Regions from separate parts of the Homo sapiens genome. Here region 1 is linked to region 2. Evidence: chromatin loops called from intact Hi-C (ENCODE). Cell type or tissue: ascending aorta. All regions are shown on one strand. Each heading gives the region's core, and the rest is flanking DNA. Links, peaks and the distances in the headings are about the cores only.

Region 1 (5,371 bases), core at 240-5,239, 55 kb before region 2:
TTTAATAAAACCTTATAAATGTATTCAAAATAAGTAAAATCTAAATTTAAAAAACTGGACTCCAAAAGGCCCAGGTTTTGATGAATGAATAAATACCAGTTAGAGCGGTGGGGTCACCCTCCATGATCTGGTCTCTTTGCTGACTGCTCTCTTCCTCGTATGCACCTTGGACTTCTCACAACCTCCTGAGTGCTGCTGTGCAATTTAAAGCCGCTGTGCCTTCACACATGCTGTGCCCTCCCCTGAAATGCTGCTTTCGGTCTTCTCCATCTAGGGAAAGGGATACTTGAGTCTTTAAATCTCAACTCAAATATTCCTCCTCTGTCTGCACTTCCTCGATGCCACAGCTGACCCAAACACCTGATATTCTCTCTCTCCTCCACGCCTCCTGCACTACCCAGAGCCCTTTATTAATGCTCATCTCACTGAACTATCACTATTGTTACTTGTGTGGCTACCCGATAAACTAGGGGCTCTTTGAGGCATGGCCTCGGTCTGATCCTAGGGAGTACCCCAGGACCTAGCACAGAATGCTGCTCAGTAAATGTTCTCCATCTCTGAGAGATCAAACACACACAGAACATCTATCCCAGGTGGCTCCCTGGTGGTCTATCCACTAAAAATTAAGTCTTTTCTCTTATTCCACCTCCTGCTTTGGCCTCATCTGAATGCTGGGAAAGTTAATTTTTAACATTAGTTTGAGCAAAATACAATTAGGAAGGGAAGCCCTGCAGCAAGAAGTGATCTCAGTACATGCGCCCAGCAGCACACAGTGAAGGGCCTGGCTGCTGCTCTGCCCACTGCAGTAATTGATTTTGTGGGTTATTCATAGCAAAGGTGTCATCGGGGCCTTCACCTTGGCTGCCTCTCTGTCTGCCTGCTTGGGAACCCTGTGGTAACGAGACTCCCACGAGAAGGGGTTGCCAGGCAGAGGCTCCTGAGCTCGGTGATTTAACTAGCTCTGTGAATTCAGTAAGACTCTGACCCTCGCTGGCCCCCATTCACAGCAGAAGGGGCTTGCACCAGAGTCCCTAAGGCCCTGCCCACTTGGACACTCTATCTGGAATTTTAAACATTAGCCCAAGCAGGACAGAACAGCGAAAGAGGCCACCGCAGACAAATAAAAATCTTTTATTTTATTTTTTTTTTTAAGACAGAGTCTCGCTCTGTTGCCCAGGCTGGAGTGCAGTGGTGTGATCTCGGTTCACTGCAACCTCCACCTCCTGCGTTCAAGTGATGTTCGTGCCTCAGCCTCCCAAGTAGCTGGGATTACAGGCTTGAGCCACCATGCCTGGCTAATTTTTGTACTTTTAGTAGAGAAAAGTTCACCATGTTGCCCAGGCTGGTCTTGAACTCCTAACCTCAGGTGATCCACCTGTCTTGGCCTCCCAAAGTGCTGGGATTACAGGCCTGAGCCACTGTGCCTGGGCACAAATAAAAATCTTCAAGTCAATTTTAGAGACTAGCAGAGGGGATGTAAGGCTGTCCCAATAGTTACAGGATGATATTCACATGCAAGACAGACTCCCAGAAGGAAACTCAGAAACCTAAGGGACTACCTTTCTTCTTCAGGGCTGAGTTGAAGGCATTGTTGAAACATGTCTTCACCAATACTGTCCTTGCCCTGGATGGACACATAGTGGGGACAGGACAGAGGCCAGGCCCAACTCTGTTTTCTCTGTCGCTGAACAGACTCTTCTCGTCTTATTTATTTTTTTCCTAAGCCTTTTGCATTCCTATGAACACACCTTTCCAGTGAATGAAGCGACATTACCATTAAGATAGTCTTATCACTCTGATTTACTCAAAAGATAAATAATGTATGAACTTCCATTCTACTAACTTTTATGTTAATTACTAATGGATTTCTGATGGTTTTGCCTCCAGCATCCGTCACCTGCCCTTTAGGTAAAACATTTCAGATCCCTTGGGGAGTGTGTTTTTCCTGAGGCTTTGCCCCATCCCAACCCCAGGCGTGGAGCCTCTGACCAGGCTGAGCCAATCAGCACATTCCAGTCCAGTGGCCACTGTGACTGACTGGTTCAGGGGTGAGCCTGAGATCCCAGTGGGGCCCATGAGAGTGGATTCCAGGACTTGTGCTGGGCATGGCCTGCAATAAGAAGGAGCAACAGGTGGACCCAGGGCCTCCTTGAAGTCATTTGGGGACCTGAGAAAGATGACCCCATACAGAGGCCTCTAGAATGTGTATGTAGGAGGGGCTCAGGAGTGGTGGTCTGTGAGATGGGAGATCTAGGAAACACTGTCTGCTTAGATCCTGTTATTTCAGGTAGGTTGAGGGTGTGGGGCCTAAAGCCCCATAAGACACCCCTAAGGTGCCACTAGACACGAAGGAAGAAGAGCTGAGAAATGGAGAGAGAGACGTCAGACCCTGCCAATGGTGTTTGAACCTGGGATTACAGGTGAGGCTAAAGCAACTACAATTACTCAGTGACAAAAGCACATATATTCCTTTTATTAACTTAAGGCAGTTTGGGGTCAGGTCTTCTGTTCCTTATAAAAGAATACAACTAACAAACTACTTCTGCTGTGCTAAGCCCATCCTAGACCCTGAACTTGGTTTCTTGAACTCTGATCGGAGGTAATTCCTGATGGATACCCTAGGGTGTGGTAGAGGGTCTCTGGTCTGGTGAGAAAGGCATGGGGTGAGAACTGCCCTTAAGAGGACTGCAGTCAGAGCAGATCCCAGGGAGGGTGAAAAGCCATAATGGGATACCTGAGGCCAGGCCAAGGTGCACACTTAGAGGAGGAGGTGCTGCCTTCATGGAGTGGCCCGAGGGCTCCAGAAAGCCTTGCCCCACACTATCTCCCCAACTGGTACCTCAAAACCCACCTGAGCATTTTTCTTTGAGTTCAGTGCAACATAGGAGGACAATAAAGAGGGAATGTCCAAGTTAAAACGGAGTCTCCAGGGACACCAGCCCACACAGGAGCTGCAAAAAAAGGATCTGCCACCTAGAGGGCTGGAGTGGCTGACTCAGTGCCACCACGGCCAGTCTAGGGCAGAGCACAGACTAGAACCTCTGAATTCTCACTTCCAAATTGTAGTCCCTTCCAATGGCCCATAGCTGTTGTCTTTGCTCTTGATTTACATCCCGTTATGCAAAATCTGTACCACCAGGTGGCGATGTAGTTACCACATGTAGTGTGGAATTTTAAGTGGCCATCACGGATTCTCTTTTATGAAAGTGTATCTTTATTTCATCTAAAAGATAATAAGCAGTTTACCAGGAAAGGGAGATGGAAAAGAAATTTTTTTAAAAAACGTAGTAAGCATTTAAAACTTTAATCTATTTTATTATAACTTTGAAGGCAAAGAAAAGAATTATGATTACTTACATTGTGTCTTCTTTATTAATTACTTGCCTCTTCCTAACCCTGTCAATGAGGGAGTGGAGAGAAGCCATACCTTGAAGTCAGACCCGCCTGGCTTTGAAATTCAACTCTGCCGTGTATTAGCTGTATGTCTTCGGCAAGTCACTTCTCTTTGAGCTCAAATGATCCATCTGTAACAATGGATTCAATACTACGCCAGACAGGGCTGCTGCATCCTCGGGGGGCAGCATATAGTAGGTGTTTGATAAATCTCAGTTAAATGAATGAATGAGGTACCTAGTGGAATGCTTGGCATAATATAGCAAGTACCCAATAAATGAAACTTATTACTAGAGGCAAAAGGGAAGCAGATCTACCAATGAAATTATAGGCCATGGGCAGTAAGAAATGGGGCTTTGTAGGGGATGTGGGAACTCAGTGGGAGGCCAGGAATCAGCGCAATGGTGACTGCCCACTGGCTTACTGCACAAGGCGGATGCTTTTCAACTTCAGTGTGTAACATCCCGTTTCACCACGCACCTCAGCCTCAAAGCCCTTCTGGAATCCTTTCTGCCTTGCAGTGAAGTTCTGAAGGAGAATTCCCATCCACCCTTTTCTGTGAGCCTTTCTGGCCTCACCTGTGAAAAAGAGGCTAAAATGGTTCCTGAATGTATGGTGCTAAAGATATTTAAGGAACTCAGTCTCCTCATTCATCTGACTCCATCCGCCTTGTGGGCTGAAGACTTTCCAGACTCAGGGCCTCATTCTCTACGTCTGTAAAACCTGCAGGCGGCTTGGATGGTACCCATCCCTTCCAGAGGTGGGATCTTGGGTGTACTCCTACCCCTCAGGCTGACAGGCCTTCCCAGGGGCACAGAATTCTTTTAAAAGGAGCATTGGTTCACTTCAAACCTCCTCAACTCTAACGGCGCAAATTCTGTGACGCTTTATTTTTCCCAGCTTGAATGGGTAGACCTAGCACCTCATAAAGTGACAAGGAAAATATTTGGCTGGTTTCGTAAACCGGGGCCACAAAGGCTCACTTGTGATGGGCCGGCCGCGCAGCCTGTGCTGGCTCCCAGGACGCCCTGGCAGGCCCTGCCCAGGTCTGGGCAGCAAAGTCTGCAGACACCACTGCCTGCCTGACACCGGCCACCTGTGTGCAGGTCACGAGGTCTGGCAGCCTTTCATTCCCGCCTGGCCATCTCCTCCCACAGACTTCCAGAATCTAAGCTGCCAAAAACAACCCCAGCCATCTGCCATGCAGAGGAGATCCTTGGGGGTGTGTCTGGGAGGCCCTCAAAGAAGCTTCTGTGGCTGGTCAGTGGCAGCCACCTGGGAGGTGTCTGCAGCGTGTCCAGGTCACAGTCTGGCCCCAGCAGGCTCTCCTCAAGGAATCTACCCACAAACTTCCCTCTTGCCAGTCTCATGTACTTTCTTCCCCTTCCCCAAGAAATGAAGCACATTCCAGCCCCTTGCCTTTGCTCCTGCCACTCCCACTGCCTGGAGTGCTTTTCCCCTGCCCTCTCCCTCCAGCCCATTCCTGCCCCATTTCAATGCTGCACAAGGTCCTCCTCTCGGCCCAGTCCCTCTGTCATTCTGCACCCGCAGGGACCTGCAGGCACTCCTTGTCTGTACCCCTCACTAGATAATCACACCCTTCTAGGGGCTGCTTTATAGTTTAATGCTGGTATTATTTATTTCACTGCTGAGATCATTTCACTGACACCTCATTTATTGGAAACTGTTGGGGAAAGCTTTCTCAACATGAGTGAATTTGTCGGATCAATGGTCCTTTTAAGTGACGAACCTACTTTGAGCATGATCTCTTTGGGTGGGAATTTTTCTAAGACTCATTATTCCCTGATCTTGAACTAATCACCCTAAACATAACTGAATCCATTCTGGAGGATTCAGAATTAGAAGGAAAAAAAAAAAAAAGGTCATTTTTGGTACTACAACCTTGCTCTGCCTGGCTCCTGAGGGCTGGGCCTCATGCCCCTTTGCTGAATGGCTCCGGACAGCTGCACTTTAAGAG
Region 2 (5,371 bases), core at 191-5,190:
TCAGTTGTATGAAAAACTAGGAGGAAAAGTATTCTAGGCAGGGGAACAGCAAGTGAATGAGCCTTTGGAGTGTTGGAGTAAAAGGAAGAAGGCTAGGAGGGTGGGTAGTGGGGGAGAGGAAAATGGTGAGGAAGAGGTGGAGAAGGGCAGTACCAGACCTGAGGACCCCTGGGATCATCTAGATTTTACTCTGTGGCAGCCTTAAGGAGGTCCTGAGCTAGGGAGAAATGTGATCTACATTTTTAAAAGATGCTTCTGATAAATGGTTATGACTACTTGCTAATTTGATACATTAAAAAAAAATCTTGTAATTTTAACTTGCATTTTTCGTATTGAGGTAAGGTATCTTGTCATATGTTTTGGTATCATTTCTATTTTATTTCGCATGTATGAATCGTGTCTTTGCCCATTTGATCTTTTGTTTGTTGACCTCAGGAATCTCTTACATATTTAAAGAGATGAGCCTGTTGTGATAGGAGTGGTATATGTCATATGTGACAGTTTGTCATATATCTTTTGACTGTTTCTGGTGATTTCTTTTCCTTGCAGATTTTATTTTTATATCATTAAATATATCTTTAAAATAAACGAGAAATACAAACTGGAGAGATATTTGGGTAGAAGGTCCAGTAAGTTGAATTTTGTTTGTGATTTGCCAAAGGTGGCTTAAATTCTTTTCATTACCATTTTTAAAAATGGAATAAATTAGAGGGTATGTGTCTCAGAGGAATATGCCCTTGGGTAAAGGATGTTTATATCATGCTTTTACACATTTTACGTCTTCCAGACTTAAGCTCATCAAATTGCGCGGGTGGGGGGCAGGGGGCCAGAAAGGGGGTGGGAGGATAGAGGGCTCAGAGTCTGAGAGAAAGGAACTCCTATCTTCATCCCCCAACCCCCCAAGGAGGAGAGTGGGGCGCAGAAGAGGAAACCAAGCGGGGGGAGGTTAGAGAACTTGCCCAAGGTCACACCGCGAGCTGGTGGTGGAGACAGATTCGAACCCAAGCCTGACTCCAGAACTGAGAACTCTCCACCTTCTCGCGACAGCGGTACAGAAAAGTGCCCTCCTCTCCTTCCTGCCGGCAGCCGTCTGCGCTTGGCCATGGGCCGGCGGGAGCAGCCACTCCCCCGGTTCTCCCGCCAGTCAGAGGTCGGGGGCTCGGCGTCCCCTTCTGGCTTGGAGCCCCTGGCGCGTACAGAGCGACCAGGGCGGACACATTTGCCGCGCTCAAGTCTCTGACCCCCTCCCTCCTTCCCAGAGCCCTGCGCCTAGGGTTTCCTGAGCTCCCAACCCCCTCCCTTCCCGAGCATAGACAAGTTTGTATTCAAGCAAGGCCAGGACTGGTCCCTGAGTCGCTCTCGGGCCAGGCGACCAGCCTCACTGCCCCAGAGTCAGGAATAAACGGTAACAACAGCCACCGGTGCCTATTGCGTGACCCGTGCTTTACTTCCACCTCTCCGAATACCCCGGACGAACAGACCCCCAGGAATTATTGTCCCCATTACACGGACGACGGAACTGCTGCAGCTTCGGAAAGTTGGATAACAAGCTTGGGCTCGCAAAGCTAATAATAATACTAGCTAACATATGATTGAGTGTTTCCTGTGTGCCCAGCACATGTCTACCTACGAACACCATCCCATAGATCTTTCCAATACCCCTATAAAATGTGCACAATTATCATTCCCATCCTACGGATGAGGAAACAGGTTTGGCGCCCTGTCCAAGGTCACTCAGCCAGTGAGTGACGGATCCTGGATCCAAACCAAAGCGGGTGAATCGGATGGCAGTTTTTTGTGCGTTGTCCGCTACGCAGAGAAGCAAAGGGCTTAGAACCCATGATACCAAAGGCCGGGCCCCAAACGCCCCAGGGCTGCGCGCAAATCAACCATCTCGAACTGCCACAACCTGCAGAGAGGAATTCTCAGGGACTGGGACGTCAGGAGCGCCAGCTGTGTCGAGTGCTGGCCCGCACAAAGTCCGTGCAGCCGGATCTCGGCTCCCGGCCCCCGCGCGCCCCTCACCAGGAGCTGGAGAGTACTTACCATAAAAGAGAGGGCAAGCGCCTGTTCGGGAAGAATCCCCAGCGCTGGCAGGTCCTGGACTCCCTGGAGAGGGGTCTGCTGCCGCCGCCGCCCACTCAGGGGCGCCCGAGTGACCCGCAAATGCCGGCTCTCTCCGCACGGCCAGGGGCGCGTCCTCACGGCTGATGCCCGGCAGCAGCGCCCCCTCTGCGCTGCAGGATGGCCTGGAGTTAGGAGCGTTCTTGGCGAAGTTGGCGCTCAGGCGCCGGGGGTCGGGCCTGGAGTGGGGAAGCGCCTTACTGAAGCGATCCTGGGGGCGCTCCAAGGCCCGCGCTCTAGCCGCTTGGAAGCTTGGCGCCTGACCCGGAGGGCGACGAGTCCCGCGCTCAGGGCGCACGGGCCGCGCCTCGGCCGCTGGCCCCCGGCGCGCCGGGCGTCTTCCCCAGCGCCCTGAGCGCACGCAGCGGTAGCAGCAGCTGGGGCCCGGGCCCGGGATGTGGTGTGTTCATCGCCCTCCCCTGGGGCTGGGTGCTTTTGTGCGCGGGGCGCGCCGGCCGCCACGGCCAGCTCTGGATGCTGCAGCCGCCGCCGCCTCCCCCTCCTCCGCCGCCGCCGCCCGCTCCCCGCCTTCCCGGCCGGCCCGGAGGCTGCAGCTGAAAGCCGATCTGGCTGAGCTCATCCCTGAAGGCCACTAATCCAATAGCCGCGGAAGGCGCGGTCGCCGGGAACGCCCCTTCCCCCACCATCCCGCGCCCCGGCCGTCCCAGCTCGGGCCGCTGCCGGCGCCGCCACCTTCTCGAGGCCACCAGCTGGCGGGAGAGGGAAGTGGAGCCCGCGCCCGCGCCCCTGTGCCAAGGCGGCGGCGCGGTCGCCATTCACTCACCCGCCCACTCGCCCGCTCACTCCCTAGCTCTCGCATTCATTCCTGCGCGCGGGTCCTCCCGGATTCATTCAAGCGCTCCTGGAGCGCCAGGGTGGGTGCCCCTGACGGGGAGGAGACACCCAGTCACTAGGCAGCTTTGGTGCCTTTACTCAACGCACGTGGGAAATAGCAGCCAGGAGGAAAAAAGGGTGGTTTATTATCCCCCTTCCTCAGACACACACGTCCACACTTTATTTTTGAGATCAGGCTCCAACTCATCTCTTAAAGTCCAATTTCATACCGCACCTGCTCAAGGAGCGTTCCCCGCCCACCCGAGGCGCAGGAAGTCGGTCTCTTTGCTCTACCAGCGCTGATGGTGGGCCGCCTCATTGGGAGCCTGAACTGAGCGATGGGGTAAAGGGCGTGGCCAAAACAGAAGCCTCGAGGGTGCTTCTGGTATCTGCGCTTCCTTGGGGAAATTGAAAGTTCTTGGTTTGGTGGCCCTCGTCTGTGCTCCCAGAATTGACTTTAGGTCCATTACGCAGTCATTTGCTAACCCAATCCCTCTCTGTGCCAGGTACCAGGCAGAGTCTAGATGCAGACAGAGTCTAGATGCAGACAGAGTCTAGATGCAGAGTGCGCATTTCATCAAGGACATGGAAAACAAGTAAAGACAATCCAACTCTATGAAGGAAACGTTTTGAGAGAGGTTCTGGGGCGAATTTGTCAGACTGGAAAGGGCAACTGGGAATGTTTCCTAGTAAATGTGTCTACATGAATTAGCTCCTGGAGGCAGGGGTACAACATGGTCACCTGGAGAGCTACCTATCACAGCACAGAGCCTGTGCTATGAGCAGAGGGGGTATGACGGAACTGGAGGGATGGACGGTGTCTAGGGTCTTGGGTGGAGACTGTATCAAGAGCTTGACCTTCCCCATCACTTTGGGAGGCCTTTAACCAGGGTAGTGACCTTGTCGGATTTGCATTCCAGAAAGACCTCTTAGCAGCCAACTGGATGGATGGATGGAGGAAACCAGGTTGGCAGCTACTGTAATAGTCTAAGCATAAGATGATGCTTTATGAACCAAGATAACCATGATGAGGTGACAAAAGTGTGTATTGACACGTATTTATTGTACTTATTCTAACGTTTCATCACTGTCTGTTTGCATGTCTGCCCCTCCTAAAACTGTGAGCCCCCCCTGGAGGGCAAGTATAGGTACCTCACACATCTCTGGATGCCCTGCACCAGCATAGGATAGATGCTGAGGACAGTGAATGTGATTTGAACTGCCCTAAGTGGCAGTGCTGACCTACATTCACACTTGGTGTCTTTCCTTCCTACCTCCTATTGACAAGCTCCTGGAGCACCTCTACTGTGAGCTACTGTGGGGGTTATGGATGTGGTTGGGGAGCAAGAAAAGAAAATTTGTGGAAAGAAGCTCAGAAGCAAAGGAAAGTTTAAAGCAGACGTTCATGCTGATGGTTTCTCTACCCATCTGGCTGACAGGCTGGGTGTGTGTGTGGAGGATGCCCGTTGCTTCCACTCGGTGCTGGGAAGCATCACAGTAGCTTCAAGGATAAGGGAGGGAGGGAGCAGTGGCCACAATTTGAGAAAACAACTCCCCCCCTCCCTTGGGGGCTCCAGTTAGGTTCACCACACTGGCCTTTCCCAATGAGATTATGCCCCAGGCACAAAGGAGTGGGCCAAAACAGGGCCCCCTTGTGTCCCTGTAGACCCCCAAATCCTCCAGCCTCTGGATAACAAGGGAAACAACTTGCCATTTGGGGAGAAGCCAGGATAGCCTGGCTACTAAAATTCTTTAGATTGAGATCAGCAGCTTCTAAATGGCCCCCAGTGATCCCTGACTCCTGGTATATACTCCCTTGTGTAAACCCTTTCCCTTAAAGTGTGGGCTAGACTTACTGACTTGCTTCTCACTAACAGAATACAGCAGAGGTAATGGGATGTTCCTTCCAATATTAGGTTATAAGAAGACTGTGGCTTCTGTTTTGAGCATACACTCTTGCTCTCTTTTGGGATCACCTCTCTGGAGAAGCCAGCTGCTATATCCTGCAGTGGCACTGTGGAGAGAGGCCCATATGGTGAGTGACTGAGACCTACCGATAACCACATGAGTGAACTTGGGAGCAGATCTCTGCCCCGCCGAGCTGAGCCCTTCATAGGACAATACAGCCCTGTGTGATGCCTTGACTGCAACCTCATGAGAGATCGTGAATCACCGAAACCAACTACCTGTGCTTAGATTTCTGATGCATGGAAACTGTAAGATAATAAATGTTTGTTGTTTTAATCAGCTAAATGTTGGAGTAATTTGTTATTCAGCAGTAGGTAACTAATGCAAGATGTTCTTAACTGTCCAAGAGTGAGTCTAAAAATGCAACCGTGAAAAACTAGCCACAGTATTGCTCTAAAGAATGTACAGTATTGCATGGGCATAGTCAGACAGCTCTGGGCTTAAA

The links. Peaks named below come from ENCODE experiments on the same cell type or tissue, not always from the same donor. Only the 100,000 strongest peaks of a DNase experiment are listed, where the experiment ranks them.
Region 1: a loop joins it to region 2, with 4 times the contacts of the local background. A loop is called at or near these places in 41 of 110 quality-filtered maps.

Annotation. Positions count from the first base shown.
Region 1 is chr3:141,103,734-141,109,104 of GRCh38, reverse strand. The region is part of intron 2 of SPSB4 (splA/ryanodine receptor domain and SOCS box containing 4); the gene reads right to left. Among named protein-coding and RNA genes, the nearest start is that of SPSB4, 55 kb to the right of the region's middle. In ascending aorta, for the core only: CTCF peaks have their summits at 2,937 (motif pointing left) and 3,137 (motif pointing right); a DNase peak (open chromatin) is centred at 3,114; H3K27ac peaks cover 131 bases.
Region 2 is chr3:141,048,668-141,054,038 of GRCh38, reverse strand. It overlaps SPSB4 (splA/ryanodine receptor domain and SOCS box containing 4), which reads right to left and starts at 2,692. Exons shown (of 3, transcript NM_080862.3): 1 at 2,047-2,692. In ascending aorta, for the core only: CTCF peaks have their summits at 2,197, 2,855 and 4,092 (motif pointing left); DNase peaks (open chromatin) are centred at 1,170 and 2,758; H3K4me3 peaks cover 2,674 bases; H3K27ac peaks cover 1,548 bases.